Regions from separate parts of the Homo sapiens genome. Here region 1 is linked to region 2. A link is an interaction called in ENCODE POLR2A ChIA-PET data of the cell type or tissue named here. Cell type or tissue: PC-3. All regions are shown on one strand.

The links. Peaks named below come from ENCODE experiments on the same cell type or tissue, not always from the same donor. Only the 100,000 strongest peaks of a DNase experiment are listed, where the experiment ranks them.
Region 1: POLR2A ChIA-PET joins it to region 2 with 8 read pairs; 2 of 35 experiments call an interaction of 5 or more read pairs at or near these places.

Annotation. Positions count from the first base shown.
Region 1 is chr6:15,229,755-15,232,254 of GRCh38, forward strand. No RefSeq gene overlaps it. Among named protein-coding and RNA genes, the nearest start is that of JARID2-DT, 14 kb to the right of the region's middle. In PC-3, no CTCF peak of the experiment used is centred here; no DNase peak of the experiment used is centred here.
Region 2 is chr6:15,576,412-15,578,911 of GRCh38, forward strand. All of the region lies in intron 7 of DTNBP1 (dystrobrevin binding protein 1), which reads right to left. Among named protein-coding and RNA genes, the nearest start is that of DTNBP1-AS1, 32 kb to the left of the region's middle. In PC-3, no CTCF peak of the experiment used is centred here; a DNase peak (open chromatin) is centred at 1,480; H3K27ac peaks cover 970 bases.

The DNA.
Region 1 (2,500 bases), 350 kb before region 2:
CCATGAGCTCACCACAGCACCCTAGCTTGGGTGACAGAGTGAGATCCTGTCTCAAAAAAAAAATAAAAAAGTTTTAGAGTCAGACTTTCTCTATGCTGCCCAAGCTGAGCTCAAGAAATCCTCTTGTCTCAGCCTCCTGAGTAGCTGGGACGGCAGACATGTGCCACCATGCATGGCTCATGGTTGGTTTTTCAAATTATTGTCAAGTGTTATAAAAATTTGAGTTGTTCTTTTAAAATATAGTATAAACTCATCTACTAAATCAGCAAAATGAAATACCTTCGCTGCTTCTTTATTTTACTTATTATTATATTTTTATATATTTACTTATATTTTTATTATATTTACTTATTATTAATTTTAGATGGAGTCTTGCTCTGTTGGCAGGCTGGAGTACAGTGGCATGATCTCGGCTCACTGCAACCACCACCTCCCGGGTTCAAGCGATTCTCCTGCCTCAGCTTCCCAAGTAGCTGGGATTACAGGTGCATGCCACCAGGCCCAGGTAATTTTTCTATTTTCAGTAGAGATGGGGTTTTGCCATGTTGGCCAGGCTGGTCTCCAGCTCTTGACCTTAAGTGATCCACTCACCTCAGCCTCCCAAAGTGCTGGGATTACAGGCATGAGCCACTGTGCCTGGTCTGCTTCTTTATTTTAAAATGTGGGGCTAAAAAAACCTTTTTAAAAAAGATTTGGGAACAGCTGGGCATGGCGGCTCATGCCTCTAATCCCAGCACTTTGGGAGGCCGAGGAGGGCGGATCACGAGGTCAGGAGATCGAGACCATCCTGGCTAATACGGTGAAACTCCATCTCTACTAAAAAATACAAAAAAAAAAAAAAAAATTAGCCGGGCGTGGTGGTTGGCCCCTGTAGTCCCAGCTACTTGGGAGGCTGAGGCAGGAGAATGGCGTGAACCCAGGAGGCGTATGTTGCAGTGAGCCAAGATCGTGCCACTGCACTCCAGCCTGGGCGATAGAGTGAGACTCCGTCTCAAAAAAAAAAAAAAAAAAACAAAAAAAAGATTTGAGTCTTGCTATGTCTCCCAGGCTGGATTGCGGTGGTACAATCATAGCTCACTGCAGCCTCAAACTCTGAGGCTCAAGCAATCCTTCTGCCTCAGCCTCCTGAGTAGCTGGGACCACAGGTGCCACCATGCCCAGATAACTTTTACATTTTTTGTAGAGATGGGGTCTTGCTATGTTGCCCAGGCTGGTCTCAAGCTCCTGAGCTCAAGTGATCCTCTAACCTCGGCCTCTCAAAGTGTTGGCATTTCAGGTGTGAGCCATTTCGCCTAGCTGATGTGGTGACTTAAACAACAAAAATTTATTTCCTCACAGTTTTGGAAGCTGTAAGTCTGAGATCAAGGTGTCAGAAGGATTGGTTTCTCTTAGAGCCTGTCCCTTTCACTAAAGCTGGCTGTCTTCTTCCTGTGTCCTTATAAGCTCTTCCCTCTTCGTGTCTATGTCTTAATCTCTCTCTCTTTTTTTTTTTTTTTTTTTTGAGGCGGAGTCTCCCTCTGTCTCCCAGCATGGAGTGCAGTGGTGCAATCTCGGCTCACCATAACCTCCATCTCCCGGGTTCAAGTGATTCTCCTGCCTCAGCCTCCCGAGTAGCTGGGACTACAGGCATGCTCCACTATGCCCAGCTAATTTTTGTATTTGTATTTTTAGTAGAGACGGTGTTTCACTATATTGGCCAGGCTGGTCTTGAACTCCTGACCACGTGATCCGCCCGCCTCGGCCTCCCAAAGTGCTGGAATTATAGGCTTGAGCCACCGCGCCCGGCCTTTTTTTTTTTTTTGGACACAGGGTCTCACTGTCACAGCAAAGCTGGAGTGTAGTGGTGTGATCATGGCTCACTACAGCCTTGCACTTCTGGGCTCAAGCGATCCTTCCACCTCAGCCTCCCAAGTAGCTGGGATTACAGGCGTGTGCCAACTGTAATGTAGAGTTAATTTTTTATTTTGAGACAGAGTTTTGCTCTTGTTGCCCAGGCTGGAGTGCAAGGGCACAATCTCCGCTCACAGCAACCTCCACCTCCCGGGTTCAAGCAATTCTCCTGCCTCAGCACCTGCTGCCTTACAGGCACCTGCTGCCACATCTGGCTAATTTTGTATTTTTAGTAGAGACAGCGTTTCTCTATGTTGATCAGGCTGGTCTTGAACTCCTGAGCTCAGGCAATCCACCCGCCTCAGCCTCCCAAAGTGCTGGGATTATAGGCATGAGCCACCGCGCCCGGCCATGTGGGGCTAATTTTTAATTTTTTTGTACAGATTGGGGTCTCACTATTTGCCTAGGTTGGTCTCAAACTGCTGGGCTCAAGCGATCCTCCCCAGTCTGCCTCCCAAAGCATTGAGATTAGAGATGTGAGCCACCGCACTCAATCGACTCCTCTTATAAGGACACCAGTCATCTCAGGTTGAAGCTCACCCATATGACCTCATTTTAACTTAATTACCTCTTTACAGACTCTATTTCCAAAGTCAGTCATATTCTGAGG
Region 2 (2,500 bases):
CGTGCCCGGCCTATGGTTGCAATTAACTTCTATTCATGTCAAGTGATATTGGTTTTCCATTTATAATAATAAATGTATTTTAGGCTGGTAGCAGTGGCTCATGCCTATAATCCCAGCACTTTGGGAGGCCAAAGTGGGGAGATCCCTTAAGGCCAGAAGTTCGAGATTAGCCTGGCCAAAGTGGCAAAAACTCCATCTGTACTAAAAATTAGGTAGGCATGGAGGTGTGTGCCTGTAATTCTAGCTACTCAGGAGGCTGAGGCACGAGAATAGCCTGAACCCAGGAGATGGAGGTTGCAGTGAGCCGAGATCACACCACTGCACTCCAGCCTAAATGACAGAGCACAACTCTGTCTCTAAAAAAAAAAAAAAAAAAAAAGTTGTGAAAGTGAGGCTCAAATGACTGAGACATCGCTGTAAGAACTGGAGAGCCACTGGAAGAAAGCAAAGAGATACAACTCTGTTACAGAACTCCATCCACACAGACGACATGTATTGGGTGCTATGCCAATCACTATTCTAGGCCCAACAGATAGAGCAGAGAAAAGCCAGATAAATGTATGTTAGGTTTACATTTTAGACAAAAAAGAGGATCCAGGTCACAAATAAAATAAACCCAGGTAAAGAGAGAGAGAGAATGATATACAAAGTAAAATGTGGAGAGCCTTGAGAAAGCAGCAGAAGGGAACGAGCCAGGCCACCACCTACAGGAAGAGCAGGACAGGCGGTGGGAAAAGCTGGAGGCCTGGTTGGGCCTATGGGCCTGCTGGAGGGAGCAAAATGGCTGAGAGCTGCAGCAGAGGAGCCAAGGCCAGAGAGGGAGCAAAGGGCTGGGCCCTGCAGGGCCTCGCAAGCCAGGACTCGGGAGGTATTCCACATGTGATGGGAGGCCACAGAGAGTTTGGCACGAGGAGGTGATGCTCTCTCTGGAGGGTAAGTGCAGAGGCAGGAAGCCCAGGGAGGATGCCCGCACGGCAGCCCAGAGGAGAGACAACAGTGCCGAGTGTAGGCAGTAGTAGGGGAGGCAGGAAGAAACGGTGAGAGGCAGTTTGTGGGCAGCACTGGCTGGATTTACTGAAGAACTGATGTGTAAGGCAAGAGAGGACTCATGCAGCATTTTTGTTGATGTCTCTTATAGCCTAAGCCTGGGGATGAACAGCGCTATCATCTAATGAAATGGAGAAGACAGAAGAGCCAAGAAGCAGGCAGGATGAGACTCAAGACTGCAGATTTTGACAGGTTGAGTTTAAGATGCCAGTGAGCACCATCACAGGACTCTTGAGCGGAGAGCTGGATAAACCAGTCTAGAATTTAGGGGTGAGGCCAGGATTGGAGCCAATAGCATTGGGTGGTATTTAAAGCCTTGGGACTGAATAAGAATGCAGGAGAGAAAAGGCCCAAGGATTAACCCCAGAGGCACTTCAACATCTCCGGTGGGAAGGTAAAGAGCTTGGACTGAATCCTGAAGTGTAGTTCTCCAAGTGTAGTTTTCCAAGATATTGTAGCCAACATAATTTGGGTGGTAATGTCAGTTTTATTAGTCATGTGTTTACTTTTACAGGCAAAAGGGATTAAGGAAAAGAATAGTGAAGTATGTGGACAGTACGAACAACTGCCAGACGATTCTGCAGAGAGGTGAGCACTGATGGTGCAGAAGAGAGAGGACAACGCTGCCAGAGCAAAGCCCTTAGGCAGGAGAGAAGGAAGGAGTCCAGCGCCTACACTGAGGGGCTTGCTGTGGAAGCAGGGACAGTCCCCACGGTGCCAGCGAGGAAGCCAGAGTAAGCCGACGCTGGGAGGAGGGGGTGTTAGTGCAGGGAGCACAGAGCCCTTCTCTTCTGACTGCTTCCAGTTCCTCAGTGAAATCAGAGGAAAGCAATGAGGAATGGGATCAGGGAGGGGATGTCCCAGTTTGAGAAAAGAGCATTCTCCTAGTGCGCAGAGGGGAATGTACTAGGATTGCCAGCCTGGATGAAGGCTTTCTAGTGAATTGTGGACAACATCTGAAGTGAGAACTCAGGAAAGGATGTTATGTTTTCTTCTAGCTACATTCAGCTGCTCGGGGGCATACACCATGCAGGCAGGATGGAATTTAACCAATTACATTTTTTCCAGCAACAGAGGGAGAGAAAAGTAAGGAATTATTGCATAGTACTAAAAAAATTAATGACTTATATGGCAAAATATTGAGTGGTCATTTCATGCTGTAAATCAAAATAAGTTCTAGATTAAGTAGAGTTAAAGTAATAAGTAAACTATAATAAAAACTGGAAGAAATAACAAGCTAATATTTATTTCTTAGGATTGGGAGAGAATCTTCCATGCAGAAAAGCAATGGAAGGTATCATTAAAAATATTCATTTGATGCCCAAAAGGTATGTGAAAAAAATGCTCAACATCACTAACCATCAGGGAAATGCAAATCAAAACCACAGTGAGGTATCATCTCCTACAGTCAGAATGGCCATTATCAAAAAGACAAAGGGTAAGTGTTGGTGAG